Regions from separate parts of the Homo sapiens genome. Here regions 1 and 2 are each linked to region 3. A link is a contact called in ENCODE Hi-C or POLR2A ChIA-PET data. All regions are on one chromosome and are shown on one strand. Each heading gives the region's core, a stretch centred on a gene start or an enhancer-like site at or near the end of the contact. The rest is flanking DNA. Distances are from core to core; before and after follow the strand shown.

Region 1 (4,162 bases), core at 1,598-4,097, 200 kb after region 3:
TCAATTACAGAAATGGATATGTAAGAATTATATTCATCTTTATTCGTACTTGTTAACAATACATCTACCATGTCTACTACTTGACCTAGAAGCTCAAGTAGTGTGACTGAACAAAACTACACTAACAGGGTCTCAACCCCAAACCACTGAGTCACATTATTGGACTTTTTTCTCTAAACAATACACTAAAGAAAAGAAAAAGAAGTGTACTGGGAACCATTTAAAGGGCCTGCTTGGAATAACAGAAAAAGTTACACAAAAGGACCAAAGAACACAAGTGGCTTAAAGTATCAAAGAGAAAGCCTGTAACCAAGTACGAGGAGATGTCCGCAAACACCATGCCCATTGTATCAGTCCTTTCTTGCGCTGTTATAAAGAACTATCTGAGACTGGGTAATTTATAAAGAAAAGAGGTTTAGTTGGTTCATGGTTCCTCGAGCTGCACAGGAAGCATGGTTGGGGAGGCCTCAAGAAACTTTCAACCACAGCGGAAGGCAAAGGGGAAGCAGGTACATCTTACATGGCTGAAGAGGAATAGTGTGAAGGGGGAGGTGTTACACACTTTTAAACAACCGGATCTCATGAGAACTCACTCACTATCACAAGAACAGCAAGAAGGAAATTCGCCCTCATGATCCAATCACCTCCCATCAGGCCCCTCCTCCAACATTGGAAATTACAATTTGACATGAGATTTGGGCAGGGACACAAATCCAAAGCATATCACCAATGTTAAAAAAATAAAATTGCATACTTCCTATAAACTGAAAAATGAAACCTATAGCCATGTATTTCCTTGAATCGTTTTTATGTAATCTGGATTTTTCAAATTATTTTTTTTATTTTTTTAAACCATGGTCCAGAAAATCTACTTCTAAACTATACATTTTGAATCAATAAACTGACTTTTGTGCTTCAAGTAAACTTATTTTGAAATAATTTTAGATTTACAAGATAGATACAAAAATAGTATAGACTTCCTATACACCCTTCATCCAGTTGTCCATAAAGTTAAACATCTTACATAACCACAGGACATTTGTCAAAACTAAGAAATTAACATTGATTAATTTCTAATTGATTACTATTAACTATAGACTTCATTTATATTTCACCTGTTTTTCTACTGTCTTTCTTTAGTTCCTAGGTATAACCCAGGGTACCATATTGCATTTAATTATTTTTTCTAATGCTCTAAATTTTGCTACATGCCATACTTCTATGTCTTATAAACAATATCTTCATTGTAATTATTATACAAATAAGCCTAAAATTCCCTGGGAAATATGATTTGTTAGCTATTAGGGAAATGTTACATGAAGATTCATGTAAATGTGATATTTCTACAAATGTTATACTGAAGAGAAAAGAGTTAATTGCTGAAGTAAGATATGCCCCACTGTCTACTTTGCCAGGAACCTATGAGATCAAATTACTTAATGTTTCAGAAATCTCTCTTCAAAAAATGCTTGTCACTTACCTATATCCCAAGGCTCCTGTAGAGTCATAAGATATACCGTAAATCCTTTTAATTAATTCTGTAACAATACAAAGTATTATTATAATCATATTCAGATAATCCATTTTCATCAAATATATGTAAAAGGTGCCTTCTTTTCAAGTTTCATTTTTAATTACTGTATATTTTTATTAAGATAATAAAAGAACTAATGTAGAAGAAAATAATTCCATAGTTGATTACATGTCTTTAGTTTAAAAATGAAAGCATGCAAAATTTAATAAAAGTTTTAAGATAAATAGAAAATGTTCCAGAAAAAAAGAAATGCCACAATGAATAAAACTGGCTAAGAAGAATGCTTCACATTCTTTTCCATGTGCATAATACTGTGGAAATTAGTAAACAGTCACAAACAAGTGATTCATATTCAGGGCGCAGCCTTTTTGACAGGAAAACAGTAATCAAGAGTTTGGGATTTGAAGATTTTTAAAAGGACACATGTCTAGTAAAGTGTGTCAGTTTGCCTGAGACAGTCCCAATTTACGGCCATTGTCCCAGTGTCCCACAAATTTACCATTTGTCCTGGATTTTTCATTTTCTAATGATTTTTTTTAATGATAGCATTAAAATATGCTAAGACTTACTTGTACTTTTAGGCTCTGCCATAATCTCATTGAGCCATGTGTGAGATGCATGTGCAATGAAGCCAGTTGTCAATTTCGCAACTTGCTTAAATCTTTAAGACACCTAGCAGTAACCCATTTCTAAATGTACTAAATGTACTGTAACTGATACTTCATTCTTAAAGACAGCACCCAGGCACCATGCAGAAAAAGTATACCTAGGCAGGAGCAGGTAGGGACAGCTAACTCCTCCAGTCTTGAATGAAGGTAGAAGAAATACTGAATACTGCTCCCTGCTCATGGCTAGCTTAAAGACACGGATTTAATGAAAGCAGACAGGACAGAGAAAGTGTTTTACGTATTATTCTCTAAAGCATGACTTTTCATCTAGATCCAATGACTTTTTAAAAAAATGCACTTAGTTCTGATTCTAAAGCGTCTCTTTTACATCATCAAAGTAAAGTGAAAACTGGTTGGCTCCATTAACAGAAAAACTCACAGTTAAATGTTGCCAGCTTTCTGTCAGCATCAGGAGATGTACCAACCAGAAAAATCAGTTAATTCCAATAATGGTTTGATGATTTCATCTAATTCATGAAACCAAAGTAAAGCTTTTGGAAGTTCATTCTGTAGAATATGAAACACTTGACATTGCTTTAATTGCTACTTAAAAATCAGTTTAGAAGTTCAACAACAAAGACAAAATTACCGTTGGTTCTCCTTATTCACAGTAGTTAAGTTCTATGAAGTCACCATGAACACTGAATTAGGGAATACCAAACTGTTTACTCATAAGGGAAATTCAGGGTTGGGTTCCTGAGAGCTCCTGAGAGCCTCTGATTACATTTTAATTAGCTGATCAAACATAACCTCATTTTATGTATATTTCTGTTTCAAGATACCTTATTAATATATAGTCATCCACTGCATGATGTGTCAGTCAACAACAGACTGCATATATGATGGAGGTGGTCCCATAAGATTATCAAGCTATATTTTCACTGTACATTTTCTATGTTTAGATAAATAAATATTTACTATTGTGTTACAATTGCCTACGAATTCAGTATAGTAACACACTGTACAGGTTTGTAGCCCAGGAACAAGAGGCTATACCAAATAGCCTACGTGTATAGTAAGCTATAGATTCATATCAGTACACTCTATGATACTTTCACAATGACAAAATCACCTAATGATACATTTCTCAGAATTTAACCCTGTTGTTAAGCAATGTATGGCTGTTCACTGTTGAGTCACTAACACTGAACTCATAGCCAACAGCACTATAAGTTTATCTATCACATGCATTTTCTCCTTAAGGCACATCACAGCCTTCTTGCACTTAGGCGCAATATACAGCACTTCAGTTCCACACTGGGTAGTCATTTTAAACACAGAAATCATAAGCCTAAAAAAGCAAAAATCATGGCACTATATAAACCACAAAAAGGAGACTTGTTTACCGTATGAGAGCTGAAGGAAATCAGCTTGTCAACTAGGAATGTGTTGAGCAATCCAAATTTTTCACCATTCTGTACCATTTGCAGTCATGCACTCAGTTGAATGCCTAGTGTCATGAGTATTGATTTTGCAGTTACAAATAAATTTTATAGGTTCAGTATCCCTTACCCTGAAATGTTTGGGGTCGGAAGTGTTTTGAATTCAGAGTTTTTAAAAATTTTGAAACATTTGCATTATATACTTATTGAGTATCCCTAATCCAAAAATCTGAAATCCAAAATGCTCCCATGAGTATTTCATTTGCGCATGACCCTTGAGGATTGTGTTGAGCATCATGTTGGCACTCAAAAAGTTTAGGATTTTAGAGCATTTCTGATTTTAGATCAGAGATGCTCAATCTGTAGTAAGCAGACGAATTCATGAAAACAAAATCTGTGAATAATAAGGGTCAATTCTATTTGTTTTTACAGTGATAACACAATTACAAACCTTGGTTGAGTACAGCATCATAGAAAGAACAATGTTCTTACTAAATTTAAAAAATGGTGAAACAGAAATAAACTTGGACTTGGCTGTGGTTCACATATAATTCACAGCTGTGCCCAAAACTGCAATA
Region 2 (4,143 bases), core at 310-2,809, 220 kb after region 3:
ATGATGTGCTTCCTATATTTAATGAAGGAAACACTCCTGACTTCCAATTGTTCTATCTACCCTGCCACCCAGTACATGTTTTACCGTGGGAGGACCAGCCCTAAGTAAGATTGTGAGGTAGAACAGGTAGTATTGGATGTCTTGCTTACTCTTCCCGTTGGGTCCCTTGTTTTAAAACCCTGTTCTGGCCTGAATCCCTTCAAGTAACATCCCAGGAAGTTCTGGCTTGGAGGAACCCAGGAACTTGGCTACTGTCTTCTCATTCTGACCCACCAAAACCTGTTCCCTGCAAGTTCTTAGAAAACATCTGAAAAACAAAGCATACTCTGATACTAACCTCATGAAGGTACAAGTGCATTCTTCTCAGGGCTATTTGTGTTTAAGCACTAAACTAAAGATGCCACTCCTTATCATATGCCCTACTACCATCCTTATACAAGCTACTACCATTTTTCACTGTGATTACCACAGTAGCCTCTTAACTGGTCTTCCTGCTTTCAGTCTTCCAAGTCATAGTCTATGCTCAAGAAAGAGCTGATCTACGTGAGATCATGTCATTTCTTGGCCCAAAACTCTCTGGTGGCTCCCTAGTTTACTCCAAATAAAAGCCTCCAATGGCTTTTATTGGTACCTCCAATGCAAGATCATAAATAATCTAAAATCTGAAAATCTGGGGGGAGAGCATATATGGAAGAAAAAACAAGAGTCCATTTTGGTCACATTAAATTTGCAATGCCTAGGAGACATTCAAGTGGAGATGTCAGAAAGGTGTTATCCCCAGATCCTCAGAAGAGAACTTCAGGCTACATAAGTACTTCTCAATGGGGGGTGATTTTATGCACCCAGGAGACATCTGGCAATATCTGGAGACATTTTGATTGTCACAATAAGGGTAGAGGGAACTCTATTGGCAGTTAGAGCATAGAGGCCAGAGATGCTGCTAAGCATCCTACAATCCACAAGACATCCCCTGACACTGAAAAAATTTTCCAGCCCAAAATGTCAATAGTGCTGAAGATGACAAACTCTGGGCTAGAGATAATAAGACTTACACAAAAAGATTATATTTAACCAAAAGTACAAGATGAAAAACAAGAGAACTAAACCTTTCCTCTTTTAGATGTCAGGTAACACAGAAGACAGAAAATGGTCAACTAGAATGGGAGAAGGAAAACCAGGGAAGGGTTTGTCTCAAAGGCCAAGAGACAAGTGTTTCCAAAAGGAAGCAATGGTCAATTGTGGTCAACTGCATGGAAAACTGCTAAGACATCAAATAACACTGATAGGGGGTTAAAAGGTTTGAGAAGAATGAAGGCAGTATGCTGTGAGGAGTGAGGGAGTGAGATAATAGACACGTCGGAAGACTGCTGGACAATTTTAAGGCTGCTGAGCGTATCATTAAAGTGAAAAAACTGGCAGGTAGTTGAGCTCATCCAGTTCTGAGATTGGAGAGACCAAAGAGGTACAAAGGAATTGAAAGAATTTGCCGGAAAATAATTTGAATCAAAGCATCTAGGCTGGATAAGGAAGGAACTGGTAACAGAAAGGAAGTGATAAGTAGAAATGTGGGGGAGGGGGCTGGAAGTCATGATGAGTCATAAATACTTTTCCCACATCAATAAATAAACTTCCTATATGCTTTTAACTGTTTCATAATAACATAGCCTATTTCTTGATATTATTAAGCAAATGTGATTATTACTTTAATAAGTTACCAGAGATAACAAGTGTTGGTGATGGTGTGAAAAAGAGAAACCTCATACACTGTTGGTGGGAATGCAGATCAGTGCGGCCACTGTGAAAAACCATACAGAGGTTCCTAAGGAAATTAAAAATACAACTACCATATGACTCAGCAATTCCTCCAGTGGGTAGATATCCAAAGGAAATGAAATCACCATCTCATAAAGATACTTGCACTCCCATGTTCACTGTAGCATGAGCCAAGATTTAGAAACAATAATAGCCAAGATATTGAAACAACCAAAGTGTCTGTCAACAGATGAATGAACTGTGAGTTATGTGTGTGTACATATGTGTGTGTGTATATATATATGTACATGCACGTACGTAAATGGAATATTATTCAGCTTTAAAAAGGAGATCCTGCCATTTGCTACCACATGGATGAATGTGGAAGACATTATGCAGAGTGAAATAGGCAAGACACAGAAAATGCATGATTTCACTTATATGTGGAATCTTAAAAAAAGAAAAGAAAAAGAAAGTTGAATACTTAGAGAACAAAATGATGGTAAACAGGGGTGGACGGGGGAGAAAATGTGAAGATGTAGGTCAAAGGATACAAAGCTGCAGATACGCAGGATAAAGGGGTCTCGATGTCTAATGTATGACATGAGGACTATGGTTAATACTGTACTGTATTTGAGATTTTTGCTAAAAGAGATTTTCCTGCCACTAAAAAGAGTAACTATGTGAGATGACTGATGTTAATTTGCTTGACTGTAGTATCCACTTCACTGTGTGTATACATCAAAACATCATATACGTTAAATATATACAATAAAAAAATAGGTATTTACTATTTGAACAATGCTCATCATCCTATTTACTTTTCCTAAGTAGGATCAAATGGTATTTGTGGGAAAGATCATGTTATTGTGAAAGATATGCATATATGATAAATAACAGATCTGGGTTAAAATATCAGCTCTTTCATTTATTATGTTGTGACCTTGGACAACTTACTTAATCTCTCTGAGCCTAAATCTCTTCAGCTTATTAACAGATTGTGGTACACAGAATATTGCCTCCCTCAAAGGATGTCCATCCCTTATTCCCTGGAATCTCTGTCTACCCTATATTACATGGTATGATATTGTGAAATATATATCTGGTCTACATCCTCATTTCCTGGCACACAACTGCTAAAATCCTTAGAATCTCCAAAGTGATGTCTTTTGTATGCTAATGAGTGACTGATGGCTGGCAGTCCCTGGGTAGCTTCAGGATGGAGGCTGGACACTAGAAAGACCAAAGCTTGATTAGAGGGTTGGGACGTTCAGTGACACCCTCCAAGCTCTAGGAAGGGGAAAGGGTCTGAAAGTTAAGTTGATCACCAACAGCCAATGATTCAATCAATCATGCCTACCCAATGAAGCTTAAATAGAAACCCAAAAGGGCAGGGTTTGGAGAGCTTTCAAATAGCTGAACACATGGAGGTTCGCAAATGGTGGTACACCCAGGGAGGGCAAGGGAGTTCCTTGCCCCTTCCACATGCCTGGCCCTGTGCACCTCTCTATCTGCATCCTTTGTAATACCCTTTATAATAAACCAGTAGATGTGTTTTCCTAAGTTCTGTGAGCCCTCTAGTAAATTAAATGAACCCAAAGAGGTGGTTGTGGGAACCCCAATTTATAGCAGGTTGGTCAGAAGCACAGGTAGAGCCTCCTGAGACTTGCTGTGAGACTGAGGCCTGAAGATATGGGATCTGACACTCTCTCCAGGTGGTGTCAGCATTGAATTGAAGGCAACCCGAGTGGTGTCTGCTGCAAAATGTCTTGGTGTGGTTGGCGGGGGGCGGGGGGGGGAACTCCCACACGTGTGATTACAAAAGTCTTCTGTGTTGATTGCTGTTGGCTAATAGAAAAAAAAAAACCATTTTGAGTGTGTTTTTTCCACTCATTTGGTAAGGCGGAATGAAGGTTGCACACAGAATTAAGGCTGGTAATCAGTGGGCCTTAAAATAAGGAGAGTATCTGCATTATCCAGATGGGCCCAAAGTAATCACAAGGGTTCTTAAAGGGGAAAGCAGGGACAAAAGAATTAAAACCAGAAAAATGGCACTGTGAGAAAGATTTGCCCAGCCACTGCTGTCTCTGAAGATGCAAAGAGACTAAAAGTGAAGGAATGCAGGCAGCCTCCAGAAGCTGGAAAAGACAAGAAAATTGACCTCCCCTAAGCCTTCAGGGAGAAGGGAAGCCCTGCTAACAGGATGTCAGGTCCATTTTGGGCTCCTGACTTCCAGAATGTAAGATAAGAAATTTGTGTTGTTTTAAGTCACAAAGGTTTTTTTGGTGTTTTTTTTTTTTTTTTTTTTTTGGAGACAGAGTCTCACACTGTTGCCCTGGCTGAAGTGCAGTGGCGTGATCTCAGCTCACTGCAACCTCCACCTTCCAGGTT
Region 3 (4,271 bases), core at 821-3,320:
AGGAGAGGCCAGGGTGGGCTGCCCTGTGTCGTGGAGGGGAGGTTTGCCTGCGGACCCCTCAGAAGCTGAGAAAAATCCCCAGGTGGCGTTTTCACAGCACCAATGACCTGCATGGTCAAAAGATGTGGTAGCCAGGTGGCTGCTGGCTGTCCCTGCAAATATTTGGTTTCAGAGAATGAGTCGGATTACACAGTTTCATATTTGGAGGCTGAGAGAGCTGCGGCCGTAAGCCTCCATCCTGGCTTGTCTGCAGCAGCCAGTAGACAGCCCATAAAAACACGGGGCTTATGTTCACACAGATGGCTGTTGGTTTTATCGACTTGGGGAGAGGAGCAGAAGATGGTCACGGTGCAGCTGCCTGAGACTCTGTCAAATGGGTCTCAACTGCTGGGGACACAGTGACCATCGAGGGCCACCTGGGTCCTAGAGGCCCCATGAGGTCTGGACATTCTCAGAAGGCTCCCTCCACACCCCTGAAATGTGTACAGGACTCTGTCACTACCCACCTCCCAGAGCCACCACCCTACCTCCTCCCAGTCCCACCAAATGAATGACTAGGGCCCGGGCTTGAAGGATGGCCACAGCGCTGGTTCCTGTCCCTCTGGGTCTCAGGCTGGGCCTCCTTCCTTTCTCTAGGAGCCCACTCAATCCTTGGGAAACAATAATACACTGTTTCACCCTAAAATCGGTGCCTAAATTTTATCTCTTCAAGGGTATCTTCTGTTTAATTGGGAGCTAAGCCTTGAATCAAAGAAACGGATCCGTCATTGCAGAATGTCTTACTTAGTAGATGGCATGAAGGGAGAGCGTCTGGTGCCCTGTGTGTTAACCTCATTGCAGGGAGGAGAAGAAAGTGGGCAGAGACCATCCCAGCCCCACTAAATCCACGCTACCGCCCGGGAGGATCCCAGAAAAGGCAGGGGAAGGGGCTTGGAGAGGGAGGCTGGCCACACGGTGGTGCTATTGCCCACGGCGGTCTAGTTGGCCTCCGAACTGGGGGTGGAGGGTGGGAAGTGGTTAGAACCATCCCCAGCAAAGAGAGAAGAGAGTGCTGACTTCAACTCAGTGGCAACCAGGGGGCATAGATGAAAAAAACAAATTGCAAATTCTTCCACCTCGGCCTCAATCTCTGTGATAAAACCCTGCGGTTCTCTGATGATTTCTGGGGTGATGGGGTGGGGCTGGGTTAAGAAGAGACTTATACTGTGATTCCTGGGTTGGGGGACGGCGCTACGACTCTAAGGTTTTAAGCAGTGATCCCAGCAGGTTAACTGGGGCAGTAAGTGCTGTCTTTCTCGGGGAGGGAGGGAGTTCAGCTCCAAAGGCGGCCTGGTTCGCAGGCTCCTTTCCCTAAGATCCTTTAGAAATCGTTCCCATCCCAGAAAGGAAGCTGGGGCGCAGCTGTGAGCGCCCCCCTCTCCCCCCGCCTGCCCCCACCCCCTCTGAGCTCCCCGCTTTGCTCTGAAAAAAACCAAAAGCATCTCTCGATGCTGGGGTTTCTTCACATAAAGTGATTACCACGTGTCAGAAATAAACTGCAGTCCCCTTTGGAGAACAGTGAGGTTGGATCAAAAAGGAGAACTATTTCAAAACATGCTGCCAGCTCGTCTTTTCAAAAATTTTTCTTTTTTTTTTTTTTTTTTGGATGTGGGGAGGAGGATTTCAAAAACAAAAAAAAGTAAGTCAGTATCTTCTCACAACTGCAGCTGATTTCCTGTGTAAACGAAAACCATGTGATATTCCATAAATGCTTCCAGCTCTAAATTACAGGAAATGAAAACCATCATGGAAAAGGAAAGCTTTCAGAATAAATCCCCACTTCGGATCCCGCCGCGGCGAAGCTGCGCTGGGCCGCCCGCACACACCTGCGGGTCCCCGAGCTCGCCCGGGCGCCCCCGCCACCGTCCCCAGAGCGCGCAGGGAGCGGGGCGCGCGATCACACCCTCCGCGCTGCGCCCGACCACTCGGGCTTTCAATTAGGAGCCAAGCTGAGAAAAGTAGGCTTTTCTTTATGCACGCCTCGCCGAGGTCAGGTTACGACCTCTCAACCGTCTTCAATCGGCGGTGGCATCCATATTCATGAAGGCTAATTAACTCTGAAAGGCTCGGCGGGGCTGGCCCTCCCCGGGCCGCCCAGCGCCGCCCCCCGCGGTGCAGGGGTGGGTGAGTGGGGGCCCCGAGCCCAGTACCCTCTCCTCCCTCCCCCGACAACCCGCCAGGCATCTTCCCAGGGCCGCCCGGCCTCCGCAGCTGCTCCTGGGCCGGACTCCCGAGCACGCACTTGTGCGCGGGGACACGGGGTCCCAGGGCGCGGGGACCAGTCAGGCGAGGAGAATTAGCTGCGTCATTTGTCGCCATCCTAGCAACTCGAGCTTACTTCTCCCGATAGCTCCCTCCTGGCCGCTGCTCCCAGGGGCCGAATGTGGGAAAGGGATGCTAATTCCAAGTGAGAGTTCATGCTTGGGGTTTCAGGCAGCCTTGCAGATGGGCGGCCCTGGGACCTAGGTTATAGCCCCAAGCCAATGGACTGTGGGGGCGCGCGGGGAAGTCACTCCACCTCTCTGGGCTCTTTGCGTTTGCTCTGAGATGACAAGAGGCTGTTAGGCTGGAGAAACTCCTTTCCACTTAGTGAAACGTCCCAAGAGGTCTCTCCTGCGGCCTTATTTCCCCAGCTCTGCATGAGAATTTTTAGGTTTCCCAGTTCTGCAGGAGCCAGCAGGTTCTGAGGTTCCCAAGGGGTGGCAACTTGTAGGGTAACCTTTTCTACTTCTTCCTGTATCCATCAAGGTCCTTACATTTTAGATTTTACAAACGGACTTGAACTAGTTTAAGCAAACTAGAAAATTCTGTTTTGTGGATAGAGACTTTGCTCATGGACCCATGGGCCTGAGATACCTCCAGGCTCAGAAAGTTCTTCCTCCTTCTTTCACCTTTTCTTCTATATTCCTGCTGCTTTGTTTTTATTGGCCGACTGACTGCCTCAAGGCCTGTTTCTCAGTCCACATAGGACAGAAGATGGTCCTGCCACTGTTTATCAGTTTACATCTGCTCTATTCAACAGGGGAGTCCAGCCTGAAACTGCATCTCCAGAATTCAGGCACAAAATTCAGTTTACATCTGCTCTATTCAACAGGGGAGCCCAGCCTGAAACTGCATCTCCAGAATTCAGGCACAAAATATGGGGCTGGCCCAGCTTAGATCACATGCCCAGCTCTGGTCCAGCCAATTGAGAGCAGAGGGCCAGCCACATGGTACTCACTGCCACCATGGGACTGCCCTGTGGGTAGGGGATGAATCAGGGGTGAGCTGGCCAGAAATGGCTAAGAGCATCTTCTGCATGAACTCAAGCCTGATTTCAAGTGGGTGCAAGGTAATTTCTTTCAGAGACAGATAGCTCTCTGGGCTCCTGACCCAGAGTTGGCTTCACCTTTTTTATTTCTTTTGTTTCTTTTCAGAGATGGGCTCTCACTCTGTCGCCCAGGCTGGAGTGCAGTAGTGCAATCCACAGCCTCAAACTCCTGGGCTCAAGGGATCCTGCAGCCTCAGCCTGCAGAGTAGCTGGGACTACAGATGCGTGCCACCACATTCAGCTATTTTTTATTTTCATTTTTTGTGGAGATGAGGTCTTACATTGTTGCCAGGCTGGAGTGCAGTAATGTGATCAGAGCTCACTGCAGCCTCAAACTTCTGAGCTCAAGTGATTCTCCAGCCTCAGCCTCCTGAGTAGCTGGGGCTACAGTTGGGCACTAACCACACATGGCTAATTTAAAACAATTCTTTTAGCAGTGGGGTCTCGCTGTGTTGTCCAGGCTGGTCTTGAATGCCTGTCCTCAAGCGATCCTCCCACCTTGGCCTCCCAAAATGCTGGGATTACAAGTGTAAGCCACCACACCTGACCATGGCTTCACCTAATAAGAAAGAGGAGGGGACAGAATTCCCAGTGCAGAATTCAGGGGCACCAGGAAGAACATACCTGACCTCCCTGTACTTCTTAGCAGGGAGCCAGGGATGAAGTCAGAGGCCCACCATGACCAGAGAAGCAGACAGAGAGCCCACTCTCCATCAGAGACACTTCTGTGGCTGGGCCTGCCTATGGTGATGGGATTGCCACACTAGGGCTCCTGCTGGGTCCCCTCCATCCTGCACTAAGATGAGAGGTCTAAGGCAAGCCCTGTGCCGCCCATTCTGGGGGAACCATGGCCTACCTGCAGATGCAACTACCAAATCAACACATTAGACCGAGTCGGGAAGTGAAATACTCAGAGTTCTTA

What was found. Hi-C counts contacts between places; a loop is a spot of excess contacts on that map. ChIA-PET counts read pairs that join two places held with the same protein, here RNA polymerase II (POLR2A). Pooled maps may share reads with other maps.
Region 1: a map of endothelial cell of umbilical vein shows a loop between it and region 3 (10-fold over the local background). The contact joins two enhancer-like sites. A Hi-C loop is called at or near these places in 4 of 168 maps with a recorded cell type or tissue (Right ventricle myocardium inferior, endothelial cell of umbilical vein, gastrocnemius medialis and 1 more), 2 of 37 single-sample maps with no recorded cell type and 13 of 50 pooled maps. POLR2A ChIA-PET finds 5 or more read pairs at or near these places in 4 of 52 experiments (CD4-positive, alpha-beta memory T cell, activated CD4-positive, alpha-beta T cell, activated T-cell and 1 more).
Region 2: a loop to region 3 is called in a map of endothelial cell of umbilical vein, with 8 times the contacts of the local background. The contact joins two enhancer-like sites. A Hi-C loop is called at or near these places in 4 of 168 maps with a recorded cell type or tissue (Right ventricle myocardium inferior, aorta, endothelial cell of umbilical vein and 1 more), 6 of 37 single-sample maps with no recorded cell type and 9 of 50 pooled maps. POLR2A ChIA-PET finds 5 or more read pairs at or near these places in 5 of 52 experiments (BJ, CD4-positive, alpha-beta memory T cell, activated CD4-positive, alpha-beta T cell and 2 more).

What each region holds. Positions count from the first base shown.
Region 1 is chr10:30,982,889-30,987,050 of GRCh38, forward strand. It overlaps ZNF438 (zinc finger protein 438), which reads right to left. Exons shown (of 7, transcript NM_001143768.2): 2 at 1,481-1,538. Among named protein-coding and RNA genes, the nearest start is that of ZNF438, 47 kb to the right of the region's middle. Within about 2 kb of position 2,848, at least 7 of the 41 ENCODE cell types and tissues checked have a DNase peak (open chromatin) inside an H3K27ac peak, as active enhancers do; they include endothelial cell of umbilical vein and gastrocnemius medialis, where a contact is called at or near this core.
Region 2 is chr10:31,003,237-31,007,379 of GRCh38, forward strand. All of the region lies in intron 1 of ZNF438 (zinc finger protein 438), which reads right to left. Among named protein-coding and RNA genes, the nearest start is that of ZNF438, 27 kb to the right of the region's middle. Within about 2 kb of position 1,560, at least 5 of the 41 ENCODE cell types and tissues checked have a DNase peak (open chromatin) inside an H3K27ac peak, as active enhancers do; they include endothelial cell of umbilical vein, where a contact is called at or near this core.
Region 3 is chr10:30,783,086-30,787,356 of GRCh38, forward strand. No RefSeq gene overlaps it. Among named protein-coding and RNA genes, the nearest start is that of LINC02644, 62 kb to the left of the region's middle. RefSeq lists an enhancer at 61-561 and a silencer at 2,048-2,357. Within about 2 kb of position 2,071, at least 32 of the 41 ENCODE cell types and tissues checked have a DNase peak (open chromatin) inside an H3K27ac peak, as active enhancers do; they include endothelial cell of umbilical vein and gastrocnemius medialis, where a contact is called at or near this core.